Linked DNA regions of Homo sapiens: region 1 is linked to region 2. A link is a loop called in an ENCODE intact Hi-C map of the cell type or tissue named here. Cell type or tissue: endothelial cell of umbilical vein. All regions are shown on one strand. Each heading gives the region's core, and the rest is flanking DNA. Links, peaks and the distances in the headings are about the cores only. Region 1 has its middle 230 kb from the start of SNORD158. Region 2 overlaps ATRNL1 (attractin like 1).

Evidence for each region. Peaks named below come from ENCODE experiments on the same cell type or tissue, not always from the same donor. Only the 100,000 strongest peaks of a DNase experiment are listed, where the experiment ranks them.
Region 1: it touches region 2 in a loop (17-fold over the local background); 2 of 110 quality-filtered maps call a loop at or near these places.

The regions. Positions count from the first base shown.
Region 1 is chr10:115,960,492-115,968,830 of GRCh38, reverse strand. No RefSeq gene overlaps it. Among named protein-coding and RNA genes, the nearest start is that of SNORD158, 230 kb to the left of the region's middle. In endothelial cell of umbilical vein, for the core only: a CTCF peak has its summit at 4,778 (motif pointing right); no DNase peak of the experiment used is centred there.
Region 2 is chr10:115,795,365-115,803,703 of GRCh38, reverse strand. The region is part of intron 27 of ATRNL1 (attractin like 1); the gene reads right to left. Among named protein-coding and RNA genes, the nearest start is that of SNORD158, 400 kb to the left of the region's middle. RefSeq lists an enhancer at 1,880-2,381. In endothelial cell of umbilical vein, for the core only: a CTCF peak has its summit at 4,062 (motif pointing left); no DNase peak of the experiment used is centred there.

The sequences.
Region 1 (8,339 bases), core at 254-8,253, 170 kb before region 2:
CATGCTTGAGGAAAACCAGGGCGTCTTCTAAACAGTCAGGTATTTTAGGGAACAATGGATTTCTGGTTGCTTACAAAACTCTAGGACAAGGAGCTACACGTGGACAGAGTTATAAGTCGGTTCCTCAGACATGAGCAGATAATCTTACAAACAAATGTGTAACTATGAAAGGCAGTCGTGGCACATGAGCAGTAGGCTCTCTTGGAAGAAAACCATTTAAAAAGCTACTCTCCAATCTTCTCTCTCTCTCTGGAGCCTTCCAGGGGAATTTTCCTGTTTGGCCAGAGGGTGACGGCTGCAGTCATTGCGGCTACCATGTCAAGGAGTGGGCCTTGCACATGAATGTTTTTCTGTGCCCTCCTGACAGGTTCCTGCACTCCTTCACCACTGGAGGCACCACTCCTGATGTCACAGGTCAAATGCTGGGTGACTTCCCCCCAGCATGACCACAGGGGACTTTTCAAAATCCATCCAGACCTAACCGCCCTTTACCATCCAGACTGCTTCCATTCTGATCCAATCAACCCTCACCTCCCCCAGATTGTCCCCAAGACTTGTCATTCATGTCCTTTATCTATTCCTGTCCCTTGGCACTTTTTAATCCATACTTAGCAAGCCAGAGTGGTTCTCTTAAAACATGTAACGGAACTCAAGCTAAACAGCACACCTCTTGATACCACTTGGAAATGTGTGCACGGTCCCCCGAAGACCTGTGTAAGGATGCTTATGGCAGCACTATTCGAGAGCGTTCAACAGAGCCCATTAACAACAGAATGGATACACACTGATAATGGTTTTGCTGTCCCCACCCACATCTCATCTTGAATTGTAGTTCCCATAATCCCCACATGTCATGGGAGGGACCTAGTGGGAGGTAACTGAATCATGGGGACGGTTTCCGCCATGCTGTTCTCGTGCCAGTGAGTGAATGCTCACCAGATCTGACGGTTTTATAAGGGGCTTTTCCCCTCCTTTGCTCTGCACTTCTCCTTGCTGCTGCCATGTGAAGGACATGTTTGCTTCCCCTTCTGCTCTGATTGTAAGTTTCCTGAGACCTCCCCAGCCATGCTAAACTGTGAGTCAATTAAATCTCTTTCCTTTATAAATCACCCAGTCTCAAGTATGTCTTTATTAGCAGTGTGGGAACGGACTAATACACACACTATAGTCCTTCCGCACGATGACACAGCAGAGAGAACAAACCACTACTCGCCACAACATAGGTGAATCTCACAAACATAATGTTGAGCAAAAGAAGTCAGACAGGAAAGAGAAAATATGTCATCATCCATTTACATGAAGTTTACAAGTAAGCCAGTTTAGACTATGGAGATAGAGGTCAAGAAAGCAGTTACCCTTGGGTGGGAGGCAGACAAGGAGGAAGAAGTCACAGGGTTGCTCTGGGGAGGCCGAAATGCTGTGATTCTTGCTCTGGTCCTGGCTAAAGAGAAATTTCATCTAGCTGTACCCTAACTATTGGCATGCTTTTCTCTCTCTATGCTATACTTTAGTAAAGTGTAAAACATTTCAGATAGTTGCATAAAATGAGATTTAAAAATGGACAGTAATGAAGATCATGAGAACTGTTTTCTATGCTATGGGCATAGAATATTTAGTGCAAATTTCGAGTACTTTGTATTGGTGATATGAAAGAATTACTGTTAAATTACAGCCATTAAAAGTTATAAAAGAAAATTGGTACTGACATTACCATCTCCACACCATTTTTTTCAGCAAAGGTATTTGGTACTTTTATTCTAGATAATGTTTTTAATGTAAGTTTTTGAGGCTGTTTTATACTATTTGATTGAGGGTATAGTAAGACCAACTTATTGATATCTTTATCCCAAATATCACAGGTACAGTGGCGAGCAAGTCAGATGATACAACTGCTATCTTCCAAACCTTTCAATGGTCCCACCTCACTCACAGTCAAAAGTTAAGTGCAAAGTGGCCCCAAGGCCCACAAAGCTCTGCTTGGCCGTCATGCCCTCCCCTTATTTACTGGGCTTTGGGCACAGTAGACTCCAGCAAGCCAGGCATACAGTAACCCCAGGGCCTTTGTACCGGTTGCCTTGTCTTCTGGCTCTCCTTCTGAACGTTCTTCCAGATGAAGGCAAGCTTTGTTTCCTCACCTCTTTCCGTTTTTGTTTAAATGTCACTATATTAGTTCATTTTCACACACTATAAAGACATACCTGAGACTGGGTAATTTATAAAGAAAAGAGGTTTAATTGACTCACAGTTCCACATGGCTGGGGAGGCCTCAGGAAACTTACAATCATGGCAAAAGGGGAAGTAGGCACGCCTTATTATACTTGGTGGCAGGTGAGAGACAGCCAGCAAGAGCAGGGAAAACTGCTTTATAAAACCATCAGATTTGGTGAGGACTCACTCACTATCATGAGAACAGCATGGGGGAAACCACCCCCATGATCCAATCCCCTCCCTCCCTCAACACGTGGGGATTATAATTCGAGATGAGATTTGGGTGGGGACACAGAGCCAAACCATACAAGTCACTGTCTCTGTGAGTCCCTTCCTGACCACCAGCCATCCCCACCCTCCTCTGCTTTTCCTCCTCATGGCACTTACCTTTCATTACACTATATTATTTAGTTACTTATATTATCTCTTTCCATTAGAATGTAAACTCCATGAATAAATGAATTTTTGTCTATTTTGTTCACTGCTTATGTCCTTAGTGCCTAGAAAAGGACTTGGCAGGTAGCAGAAACTTAGTATTCCAAGAACGCAAGGGTGAAGGAATTAATGAATTTACAAAACTCGCTTTGAATCCCATATGGTGTGAAGCAAACTAGAAATGCAGGCAACATCCAGGTCAATAAAACTCAGTTGTAGGAATTCCTCAAGCCAAGTTTAAAGTCAGATCAGGACTAAAGAAAGGGGGAAAGGATTATTTCCCTGAATATTCCCTGCCTTCAGTCTCCCTGCATTCTTATTTGGGTGCGCCAGCTCACTCTTTCATTCACGCTAAACAATACCGGTGCACCTACTATGCGCTAGGCTGTGCTGGTTGCAGGATCCCTGGTTAAGTGGCACCAGGATGAAAGATGCTGAAGGATAAGAATCATTTTTAAGGCTTAAGCATTACTGGCATTATCTCAGAACATCATCACCGAAACCATCACAAGAAACTACTATCTCCTAATTTTATATCCTAATTTTACAAAGAGCCTTTCTGAGGTTAAGTGACTTCCCCAATTTATCGGCGCCAGGAAGTGGTAGAACAGGGGTCTGCACTAGCCTGCTGGGCTCCAGCCTGCACTCTGCTTTCTCCAGTGAGGGATGAGACTTCAGCCAGAGCTCATCAGGACGTGAGTGTTTAAACCAAATCACAAAAGCACAGACCAAAGAACCAAAGCGATGGCCACGGGGATGTTGTCAGGACATGCATCATGGGGCCTTTGAGGGGATCCTAAAAGACCGGCTGCATTTTGGCAGACAGGGCAGAGGACTGGGTGCAGAGTCAAGGAGGGCAAAATCTGAGCAAATGGGTTGCAAATGGGTTGCAAATGAGCCAACCCCAGGTAAAAGCAACTCAAGGAACTTTCTCTGCCACCCATCCTATGGCGGACAAGATGATCAAGCACTTTTTCTGAGATTATGATGGTGGATGCGAACAGGGTCTGGGATATACTAGGTTTGCAATAAACGTCAGTTTCTCTTCTTACTACGCCCAGGGGTTGGGGAGTCATAGGAAGAACATAGATATGGAGCATTCTATTTCTTCTAAGCAGGCCTGGCTCTAACAAACGCTGTAGACTGATTGCATTTCCACAAGAGTGACGTCACAATCTTCTCCTTGCTGGGGATAAACCCCCTTTGCTATAATCAAAGAATCACAGTGTATCAGGACTGAGAGTGGCCCCAGCTCTCCCCTTCAGAGGAGGATAGGAGAGGAGATGAAACTGATCCCTAATCACATAGCTAGTTGCTGAGAAGTACCTAATTTATGATTACACAGCTAGTTGCTGGCACCCTGAGAACTATACCAGGTGGTTCAAATGTGTGTGTGCAAATAATGGCCACCAGGGTGAGGGAAGATTCATTTGAAGGAAAGATGCTCTCCCGCCTCGCCCCTCGCCCCGCAAACCCCCTCCCCTTGCAACCCCCTTCCCTCGCAGCATCCCTTAATGGCTACAGTTAGGAAAGTTAGCTCTCAGTGGCACTTGGGCCATGGCTGGTTCTTTCTCTTGCAAACAGCACCTCTTTGGGATTTCTGGGTTCGTAGTCAAAGAATAAGATGCATAGTAGAATACTAGATTACTTGACTATCTGTGGGCTTATGATTTTCCATGTGACATCCATTCAATCAGACTATTCAGTGCCCTGGAACCTGCTATTTACTGATTATGCCTCATTTAAAATCATTTTCTCCACTGCCATCTACCAGACTGAATTCAAGCCCCTGGAGAGGCAGTTCCCTGGGTGGAGGCATATCGAATGTCTCTGGGGAGTCTAATATTTTACCTACTTGCATACACTATTGTGAGTGACTGTTAGTTTTTTGAAGCGGCTTTCTCAGGAGTGGGAAGAAAAGAAGCTGGCTAACAGTGGGATCTCAAATACCACCAGGCACAACTGAGAGACTCTCCTGAACAATGAAGGAGGAATAGAGCTGGAAAGAGGGGCAGGCAGTGGAGTGTGGAATGGCTGGGGCGTAAGCAGCCCTGACAGAGAAAGGAGAAAGACCCGTGGAGTCAGAGGAAGGCCTGACGCTTTGCCATCTGGCAGATCTGGGTGTGAATATAGCCCCACTTACCAGCAGGTGGCCTTTGAGAGTGACTCAACCCCTTTGAAGTTTCTGTTTCTTTCTTTATACAAATGAGGCCAATGATTCTGCACACCGAGTTGTCAGGAGGGTGAGTAGAACCGTGCCCGGCAGGTAGTAGGTGCTTCACTGAGTTGGCACCCTGCCTTTCTTGTTAAAGCAGATGACACCATTTACCAGCCATGGCTCCATTAGCCTGGAAGGTGGATTGATTGCCAGGAAAATGCCTCAGTTCTCCAAAGCCTCTTGAATAATTATCTCATGGGCTTTGTCAGAGCAAATGAGGTCTTGCCATACTCAATTTCCAAAGATGCAAAACAGGGATGCATTAGACGCCCCATTTTATTCAAGAGACCTTCTTACACTACCAGACATCACAGAGTAATGGGGAAACTAGGTTTGGAGTTAGACTATGAACTGGATCCTTGGGGAAACTTTCCCAGCTTGGATAATGATGATAGCTAATGTCTTCACAGCACCACCATGTGCCAGGCCTGTCCTGAGTACTTTATGCCTGTAACTCATGTGCTCATCTCCAACTGTAGAGAAGCCTTGAAGTAGATACCACTATTATCTGTGTTTTGCAGATCAAGCAACTGAAGCACAGAGAGGCTAAATCACTTGCCCAGGGTCAGTCCAGGACATGAACCCAGACTACTTGGCTCCAGAGGTCACGAGTGCAGCTCCTGGGCCACACTACCTTCCAGTGCCTCAAAGGGCACAGGTTAAGTGACCCAGATTGGACAAATCTGTGGGTTCAGCACAGCACTCTGGGCTTCTATGCCATCTGAGGACTGCCAAGGATGTCAGTGCCAGGGAATAAGCCCAGACCCTCTTTTCTCCAGGAAGAATGGTGGTCCAGGACCGACTACTGTGGTCCCTGCACCCTCCAGGGTCTGCTGCCCGTGTGCCCTTTCATCATCAGCTCTCTGCCTTTGCCAAAGCAATTTGAAGGCTATGTTTTTAGGGAGGACACTGAGGCACAGGGAAAGTGATAGCCAAAGGTTAAATCCATTTAGAGCCAGCATTTTCTGCCTTCTAACTCTTAGGTCTCTTACAGATCTTGTATTCAGTGTATTTCTTTGTTTATTTGATGAGGCAATTCAGTATGACCAGTACATCCGTGGGGAGGCACCAAATCTCTGCTTCCTCCTCTGTAGGTGGAGAATATGGCAGCCACATCACAGGTGAGTGGAGGGAACTGAGTTGAATAAGGTTCTACATATCACATCACTAGGACAACGCACCATAGCAAGTATTTAATAAGTGGTAGTCCTTTTTGGATGGTGTTTATTTGTATCATAAATAATTTTAGTCATGTATGAGCCACATTCAATGAGTCTGTGGGATGAGTGAGACCATTCATAGGAAGTCATCATCTGTTCCAATGGGAATGACAGAGAAGGAAGTAGAAGTAAATAAAATGGCCAAGCCAAATCCCTCCAAACAATGAGCTGAAATCCAGAGCTGAAGGTGTATTTTTAGTTCATGGCAGGCTGAGTCAATTTGGCATATTGGCTATATTTCACAATCCACATACCCAAGTGTGAAAAGAAAATATTCTCTAATTGAACCTATTTTTTTCTCAAGCTTCCACTCCAACTGTGGCAGAATATTAGGCAAGTCAAGAAAACTCAGCCACTTGAAGGTTTCCCTGAAGGTTTCCAGTCGTTTCAGCCCTCGCCTCTTCCCTAAGCCGCATCTACATTCTTGCGGGGCAGGGTGATGGCAGAGATGGGGGTTGAGCCTCTACTTCATTTGGGAAAGTGTTTCCTGTTCTCCACCACCTTTTGTCCATGGTGGCATCTCTGGTGATGGCCACTGCATGGTTTTGCTCTGATAATCAGCCTCTATCCCCTTTGGTATCTGTTGAGACAGGTGGGTCCTTCACTGGCCATGGGCTTGCAGAATCTACAGGCTACTTCCAATAGCCAAGACCTTAAGACACCCCAACTTGCACGTGCACATATACCATGCACACACACATCATGCACGGACACATATGTATCCCCTTTGGTCTTGGTCCAAGGAGAGGGGCAAGGGGGCAGGGCCTGGACTCCCTTCCATACATTCTCCTGCCTCCATCTGGTCATCTATCATCGTCTCTGTCCATGCCTAAGAGAAGTGGCCTTTGGCTAAATATTCTGTTCAACCTATTGCTTATGCTATTGTTTATTTTGGGCCTTTGTAACCTCAAAATCCAGAATTGAATATTACTCTGTATTATTTCTTTTTGTATTTTAACTTGGGGCTTCTTTCTTTTGAGATAAGGAGCCAAGCTGTGGTTTTCTTGAGGATGTGTTTTATTTTCAGAGGGGCAGCACCAAGACGATGTAAATAAGGGGAACATTAAAGTGCACGTGTGCACGTGCACACACACACACACACACACACACAGCCACTCTAAACTTCATATATCAGTCCTTGCCATTGGCAAAAGGTTGCACCACAAGGCTCAGATGTACCAGTGAGGGAGTGCTGAATGTTCCTTTATTTCCAAAAAAAGAAGTCAAGGGCCAGGGGATCAGGCTCTGTACTCAGCAGACCTGGAGATGGAAAAGATGACTGTGCAGCATGGTGGCCCACCAGCAGTGGAAAGAGCCATGAAGGTGGCTGCATTGCAATGAGCACCATTTAGAAGAACATGAGCTTAGGAGCAGACGGCAGGTCTGCGAGCACATTTCTGAGAATAAGCTGTGCTTGCAAGATTGTGACAGCTTCTTCCCCCTCCTTCCCAGCAGTGAAAACAATTATTCTTTACATTAGTCTCCCTCAGTTCAGACCCTCATCCATCTCTATCCAAATGGCCTGAGATGAACACTGTCCAAAGAGCTTCTTTAAAAGCCTCCATCAGCACAAATGTGCCAACGCCAGGAATGGCTTCTTCTCCTTGTTGGAGGCCAGGCCTTCCCATCTGCAGAATTATGGCCTTCCCCGGGCTGGCCTGAGTTGTGGCCTCTGCCCATGGCCACGGCTCTGCATGAGACCTTCACGTCCTCTCTGAGTCTTTCCCCAAGTCAGCTAGCGTCCCTTCAAGGTTGCTAATGGTCGCCCTTTATTCACTCTGGCGGCATGTTTAGTCTCCTCAGAGCTGGCACCTTGATCTTTCTCTGTCTTTATTGTCCTGTCAAATGGTTTTGGTGGAGCAAAGTACAATTTACCCAAATCACTGTAGAAAGGAATCAGAAAAACATCTGTAAAGTTGGTTGTCTAATTGTGCTCCTTCCTTTCTATTCTATGAGCAGCTGAAGTCAAGGGAAGCTGTGTGTGTGTGAGGGAGGAGGGGTGCTAATCTCAGGCCCACCCTCCCGTTACCATGTCTTGCAGGTGGGCAAGGTGATAATGGTAACCAATGACCTGCAAGTAAGATGGCACAGGATAACTGCCTCTGTGAGCTTCCTGGAGTCTAAACCTTATCCTAACCCAACTGGGATTGTATTCTAACAGTTTTTGAATGTCTCGTCAAAAAAAATCTATCTATAATGTCATTTGTATTTATACTAAAATAATTAAACATAACGTTGCTGGGTTTAAAGTTGTCAAA
Region 2 (8,339 bases), core at 155-8,154:
TGGCCTATAGTGAGAATTTCACTAGGATTCATTCTGTAGTAAGGAATGTACCGAATCAAAAAGATATATAAAAAGCCCATTTGCTTAAAATGTTAAAAAAAAAACACAAAAAAACCCAAACTTCTAAAACAAAAATTATGCAAGAATAAAGTTTCCTCCATATCTCTAATGGAAACTATACATCAGGAAAAACTAAAAATAGAATGTGATTCTATTTGTTCTCATTAACAGTTTACATAGTGATGTTTATCTGCAAGGTCACATAAAATCATAAATGTAGTCTATTTAAAAATGTAGTCCTTATTCATATTTCAGAAATGGCTTAATTTACCTTTTACTTTCATGACTGTTGTAAATTTGTGTTAATGCAATATATTATATCCTTCAGGAAAAAAACCACTTAAAAATATTAACATAAATTTTATTGAATGAGGATTTGAACCAAAATAATCTTGCCAAATTAATTTAGGTAAGTATACTAGGTAAATAAATCTGCACCCTTTTACTTCTAGAAAGCATTCCAAGCAATTTCAAGTCATTAAAAATACTTTCAGCTGCAGCATTTTGCCTTTTAGTGTGGTCTTAGTGGTTACATGACAGCATTTCTAGTACTGGCTGTGTGGCTTTTATTATGTCCTGATAGTAGCAGCATTTTAGAAAACTACAAAGAAAATGAAATTCAGGTGTAATTTTGGAACAAGTCTTCTAAAATTGTTAAATCAAAAATGACACAAATGTTGCAAGCTGTTGAAAATTCTAATTTCATATATTCTTTTTGCCTGTCAATGGGAAATGAACCCTTCCTAAAAGGACATGTAAAACAGGTAACAAATTGCAAAGGAGTAAGGAGCCCCTGGATAATATTCTGGAAAAGTTTTACTAATTTATCTGATTTGCTGATTTATGGATTAGCCTTATAGGCTTCTGACTTAATTTCTTTTAAGTTAACAAACGTCTCATATAGATGAATGTCATTTTGTTTCATATCTATTTAGACTAAAAGCCAAGTCCCACAAGGCAAGAGATAGTCAATTATTTTCATTTTATACTGTTATTATGAAATATTGCCATTTTAAAAATGTACTTCTGGAGAATGAGATTTGTTCACCAACATATTTTAAAGTGAATTTTAGGTGTCTAAATGCCAGAGAGAAAATAATGTAATCTCAAAACATAACTTCAAATGAATTGTATTTATAATGATTTTGTAATTTTTTCATTAAGTTTTCCCTCACAAAAATGATCAATTCTTTTTTTCCACTTCTGTGCTTACTATGACATGCTTCTGAGAGTTAGCATCCCTTCTTTTCAAATAAAAGTATGATGGACATATGGATTCTATATGATAGAGTGGAGAAACTTCCTCCCTGGGCAGAATCAGACCTTTAGTTTACTTTCATAAGTTTGAGAGGAAATGGCTTCAATCACTTGCCTGCTGAATGGTAGCTTTCCCAGAATATCAACAAAATCAGCTTTTTATAGCCTGTCATATGACAGAGCTGAGTTCATTGTTTACCACCATAGGGGAGACAGCTTCCTTGACATGGCCTTAGTAGTCTCTGGGAGGAGGAAGGCAAAGTCGGGATATTTAAGAGAATTTAGGTGTGTGTGTGTGGTGGTGGGGGGCGGAAGGTAGAAATTCTGTTTTTTTTTGTTTTGTGTGTGTGTGTGTGTGTGTGTGTTTCTTTTTTTTTTAAGGCAAGTTTTTCCATAGGGGAGCATTTGATTGTGTGTCAGTAATGCTGACACTAATGTCTTAACATTGGTTAAGACACTACATAATAATTTAAGTTTGGAAGACACACAAGCTGAAGGTTTCACAATGAATTTTGGAGCATAAACATTCATCTGATGCTAACTGTGAAAGTTGAATTATTTAATATTCCTTTAAATGAATTTTCAAAAAGTTTCTGAAAGGGACAAGAAAATCATTTGCTATTTTTATCTTCCAAGGCAAGAGTTTCTTGGAATAGTAAAATCATGTTGATGAAGACAGTAGGACAGTAAAGTCATGTTAACAAAGACAGCTAAAAAGTAAAGTCATGTTAATGTTGACACTAAGCTGTGTGAGTGTAGATCATTTTGGTTTGCAACCAATACAGTCCCAAACAATATTCCCCATCCACAAGTTAAATACTTACAGGGTTTAGAAAGTGAACAATGGTTAACCACATAATCTGCATTTCAAAGATAATAATACCCCAATATTTTTATTGCAAATAAAGGGCAGAATGGTTAAGTACAGTTGGAAGCAAAATAATTTGCTGAAATTTCAGAACTTTTTATACTAGTAGTTTTAGTTTTCTCTTCCTCTCACTGATCTTTACTCTCTTTCTCTCCTTACTTGTTTCCTCTGTGGCAAGGTACCCTATTCCACCTTAAGTGGAATAAAGATTTTCAAGTGGCCATAAAGATTGTAGTTCCTAGTGGACTCATATTTCCTCAAGGTCAAAACAGGCAATCATTTAAAGTCAGACGAGACAGGGGGTTAACTAGTATACCATTATCAGAGGTCTGAGTCACTAATGAACGGAAAATACAGGGTGTTAAAGCAAGACAGGAAGGGTTATCCTCACCAAAGAAAAGGAACAGACTAGGACTACAGATGGGCAAGCCTGTGTTTAGGTGCAGACAATGACTAGGAAGACAAAAACTTTTCCATTTAGTTCAATGACTGGAAGATGGGGATGTGAACCTGTTTCTGAAGACAGGCCTGAGAAGAAGACCTGTATTTTCCTTAGAGAATAACAAGTTACAGTTTTCACCTGCTCTGACTGCTACAACACAGTGTCATAGACTGGGGTGGCTTAACCAACAGACATTTATTTCTTGTAGTTCCGGAGGCTGGGAAGTCCTAGATCAGGGAACCTGTGTGGCTAGGTTCTGGTGATGACTCTCCTCCTGGCTTGCAGATGGCTGCCTTCTTGCTGTGTCCTCACATGACAGAAAGAGAGAGAGAAAACTCACCCTCATGACCTCATCTAAACCTAATTACCTTCCTGAAGCCCCACTTCTTAATACCATCACATTGGGGGTTAGGGCTTCAAGCTATGCATTTCGTAGGGACACAAAAACTCAGTCCATTAATGGTCATGGTAGGAGCCTCTGGTGCAGGAGATAAGCAGGGCAGGTGCAGAGATAAAGGACAGGCTAGAAGCAACTCTTTCCTGCGGGGGAATCAGACCTCTGGGGTTGAAAAAAACAGATGGTAACATACTTCATTTACTTTTCTGTCAAACATATCTTTCTCCCCTTCTCTTTCTGTTTCTTTCCCTACTTTTCTTCTCCACTGTCTCTTTCCTTCCTTTCTTTGATCATTAAATTGAAGTATAGCAGAAATATGACAAGTATGGCATTAGAGTGAGACAGGCTTGAATGTAATTCTTAGGTCTGTCACCTGTCACTTAGCTGTACAAGGCACAGCTCTTGGGCAAGAGACATTTCTTTTCTTAGCATCAGATTCTTCTTCTTTTTTTTTTTTTTGAGATGGAGTTTTGCTCTTGTTGCCCAGTCTGGAGTGCAATGGAGCCATCTTGGCAACTTCAACCTCCATCTCGTGGGGTTCAAGCGATTCTCCTGCCTCAGCTTCCTGAGTAGATGGGATTACAGGCACGCACCACCACGTCCAGCTAATTTTGTATTTTTAGTAGAGACAGGGTTTCTCCATGTTGGTCAGGCTGGTCTTGAACTCCTGACCTCGGGTGATCCACCCGCCTCGGCCTCCCAAAGTGCTGGGATTATAGGTGCGAGCCACCATGCCCAGCTCAGATTCTTTACTAAAAGAAGAAAAGTATCAGTACCCATTACCATACAGGTTACTGTGAGCATTAGAGATAAAGCCTGTAAAGTGGCTGGCAGAGTATCTGATATTGAAAGATTTTTAGAAAATGATACAACAAAACTGCCATAATGCAATAAGTAGTGCCCCAGAAATTCAGCTGTGTAAAATGTAGGGTTGTGTTATTATGAGATTAGCTAAATGGCCAAGGTGAGCCTGTGCAACTGGACATCTGGAAGTTCTGAGTCTATTTGATGCAAATTTCACCTACCCTGGGCTGAAGTTCGGCACCACCTAGTGGTGACTGCTCTAACATAAAAATTGATGGGCAGAATTCTGGGGCCTGGCTGGGACTTCTGGGAGAGCAACTGTGATTCCAGGAATCTCTTCGTTAATTGGTGAATGTTTTGTTGGCCTGATCCAGAGAGAATGGGCTGGGAGAATACTGGGAACTAACCCCCACCTCTCTGTTTCCTGAAATAGGATTGTCTGATTTTTCCCTGTCCAGCATCCCCATGAGGGAGAGGCCTCTATGTTCCCTTCTCCTTCCTGAGAAAAGGAATCAGGTAGAGGAGAAAAAGCTGCTTTCCAATCATTCCATGTTTCAATTCAAGCTATTCTAATTTGCATTATTGCCAGGTGTGTTATTGTAGAATTTACTACCATTACAATTAATAATATGAGTTGCATTAATAACGTTAAATTCAACAAGCATGTATTAAGTCCATATTGTGTGCAAAGCAAAGAGACAGGTATTATAAATGTAAAGATAAATAAGACAGGATCTCCGACGTAAAGAAAGCTTATTACTGGTGTCTCACGCCTGTAATCCCAGTACTTTGGAAGGCTGAGGTGGGCGGAACACGAGGTCAGGAGTTCAAGACCAGCCCGGCCAACATAGTGAAATCCCATCTCTGCTAAAAATTAAAAAATTAGCCAGGCATGGTGGCACGTGCCTGTCGTCCCAGCTACTGGGGAGGCTGAGGCAGGAGAATCACTTGAGCCCAGGAAGCGGAGGTTGTGGTGAGCTGAGATCGCGCCACTGCACTCCAGCTTGGTCAACAGAGCGAGGCTCCGACTCAAAAAAAAAAAAAAGAAAAAAGAAAAAAAAGAAAAAAAAAGCAACCTCATTACTTGGTGGACAGAGAGATATTTAAGTAAAACTGAAACCAAGTAAGTAGTTTATTCTAATTGGAGAGATCAAGAAACATTTCAAGAAGAACTCCATTGGAGTTGAAATTGGAATGAAAAGTTAGCCCTCAAGTTCTGAGACTGAACAAATATCCTCCAGGATGAGCAAAGGCATGGAGGTGTAGATGAGCAGGTGATGGTCTGTAACAGGACAAAACCAGTTTAGTCAGCATATGGGGCAGATCATTTTATGGCATTTCTGAACATAACATAGGGTCCCATACTTCTGCATTTTGGTATGGTGCATGAAAGCCACACAATGGGTCTTCTGAGTAAGAACACACAGTCAGTTATGTTTGAGACTTGAGCTCCAGCAGTGCTGAGGGCAACAGGCAGTGGTATGGGGAGCAGAGAGCTTTGAGGCAGGAAGTTAGAAGCCTCCTGTAACAGGTGAGAGAGCAGGAATCTCACCTAGGCTAACTAAATTTGGAAAAGAGAAGGTGGAACAAATTCCAGAAACAAGATTAGTGATGTGGGGAAAGGTAGGTGGGGTGTGGAGTAAAAAGAAGTCTCTGAGAGGCTGGGCGCGGTGGCTCCTGCCTGTAATCCCAGCACTTGGGGAGGCCGAGGTGGGCGGATCACAAGGTCAGGAGATCGAGACCATCCTGGCTAACACGGTGAAACCCCGTCTCTACGAAAAATACAAAAAATTAGCCGGGCGTGGTGGCAGGTGCCTGTAGACCCAGCTACTCAGGAGGCTGAGGCAGGAGAATGGCGTGAACCCGGGAGGCAGAGCTTGCAGTGAGCGGAGATCGTGCCACTGCACTGCAGCCTGGGCAACAGAGCGAGACTCCGTCTCAAAAAAAGAAAAAAAAAGGTCTCTGAGAAAATTAGACTGTCTCACTGAAGTATTTGCAACATTGACTGAGAAGAATTTGCATTTGCTCCTGCCACTGCCTGCAACATCTCAGCCCAGATAGCCCTATGGCTGGCTCCTGTACTTCTCCCAGATCTTTGCTTGAATGTCATCTTCTTAGTGAAGGCTTTCCTAACCTACTTCAAATTGGAGCCCATTTCTATCCACTACACTGAGTACTCCAAACCCCACTTTCCTGCTTTGTTTATTGATTGTCAAAGGGTTTATCACTACCTAACAGATACTACACACACGTGCACACATACAATTTTTTTTTTAACTGAGTCTTCTGCTGACATGTACATTCCATGATGCAGGGACTTTTTGTCTGTTTTGTTCATTCTAATATCCCCAGTGTCAGTCCAAAAATTGGCAGAAGAAGCCTTGCAGTTGGTGGGCTGTGGATGCCTGCACCCCAGCCCTTCCTTCTGCCCCAGGTGAGCCTTCAGGTGCCTATAAAAGTTGATACCTGCTTGGTGAGTATCCCAGTGCCTGAGTGTAAAATTAAATTGCAAATTAAAAAACACTATTCGAAAGGCCAGGAGAGAGACCACGGAAGAAAGGAAAAGGTGTCATATTTTAGGACTTTTAAAGGCCTATTTTTCCTACTTTTTGAACAAGAGGCCCTGCATTTTCATTTTGTACTGGGCCCCACAAATTATGTTGCTGGCCTGAGTTGTCTAATAACTACATTTTGAATAAATGAACAAACTTCCCAGAAAAGACACAAATAAAAGCTTGTTCCTGCCATTAACAGGAACTAAAAGTCAAGGTCCCTATATTTTAGAATAAAGCCTTTATGTTTGTTATTCCTATGTAATGCTTCAGTCCAAATATCATTTAATTATCTTTTTGTTTATTACATTTCTTGGAGGAGCTATAAGGTTGAAACTATATGGAAACTAATTCACTTGCCTATATTATGAAAATGGAAGAAAGAAGGCATAATTCTGATCAATGATTTTTGATACTAATTAAGAATAAAAGCTCTACATCTAATGAACATTGCTCTTTTTAAGTTTATGATTTCAAAATAAATCAATAGATTTAATTTATATTGTTAGCAAATTGTATATAGAAGGGTTAGCCCCCATGAAAAGGCTTCATTTTGTTACATTTTTTCAGAAAGATCCTCTTTGGAGGACAACTGGCCAAACTGCTTATGATTTACTTTCCTTTCGAAAATAATGCTCAAAGGGTTTGACTGAGATCACTGATAAGAGCCAAAGACTGGAATTGCTTAAGTTCTCAGCTTTCCACTTGAATGAGGTTAATTTAACAAGCATTTATTGCACTGCTACCTACCTCTATGAATCAGATACTTTGTTAAGAACTGAGAATAAAAAGATGGAAAAAATGTGGTTCCTTCGGCCATGAACTTCAGTCCAGTGGGTGAGAAAGATGTGTTAAGTTAAAATATTGCATGAGCTTTTCCCCTTCCCCTTCCCTTTTGCTTCCTTTTGCTTACCTGTTTCAACAATTTAGTCCTAAAGCCATTAGGGGCAGCAGAGCAAGGTAGGTGTCCAGATTAGGTGGGAAGGGGAAACCATGGTGTGCCAGAACACGCATCAGAGCCCCATTGGGGTGAGGAGGTACATGTGAAGGAGGGCAGACGTGGCATCAGAACATGAGTGGGGTGGAAAAGGCAACCGCATATGGCAGTTGCCTGTTTTAAAGCTGTCCCAAGCAGGGTGATGACGGCATCTCCACAGAGAGGCAGCCTGGCATGAAGTGTCTGAGAGCCAGCAGAGTGCAGCATGTTGTGGCCCATGTGGGGATCCAAAGCCTGAGTGAGGTGAGATGTGTGTGCATTCAGGGGACAACTCTGCACAGGGATTTGGAGTTCAGGTGCCCAGGCAGAGTGAGGAGGGAAGCTAGATGTGGGAGTGATCTGGCACTCAGCACAAGGGCATTAGCAGGATAAGGAGGGATCCGTGTGGGGCAGAAGCCAGCCCAGCATGGGTTTTGGAGATTGAATGGGGGATGATATGGTTTGGCTCTGTGTCCCCACCCAAATCTCACGTTGAATTGTGATCCCGAGTGTTGAAGGTGGGGCCTGGTGGGAGGTGATTGGATCATGGGGGTGGTTTCCAGTGGTTTAGCACTTCGCACCATCCCTCTAGTGCTGTCTCATGATAGAGTTTGCAAGAGATCTGGTTGTTTCAAAGCATTTAGCACCTCCTCTTTTGCTGTCTCTCTCCCTCTCCTGCCAGCCATGTAATGATGCACTTGCTTCCCCTTAGCCTTCCACCATGATTGTAAGTTTCCTGAGGTCTCCCCAGAAGCAGAAGCCTGTATAGCACACAGAACCATGAGCCAATTAAACTTCTTTTCTTTATAAATTACGCAGTCTCAGGTATGTCTTTATAGCAGTGTGAGAACGGACTAATACATGGGAGACTGGAATCTGCACTGGGGATGGGAGGAAAGCTGAGACCAGGAGACTGGTCACATAAAAGGAGGCTTTATTTTTGACTCAATACATTAAGGATAATGGAAACCGGGTTCATCACC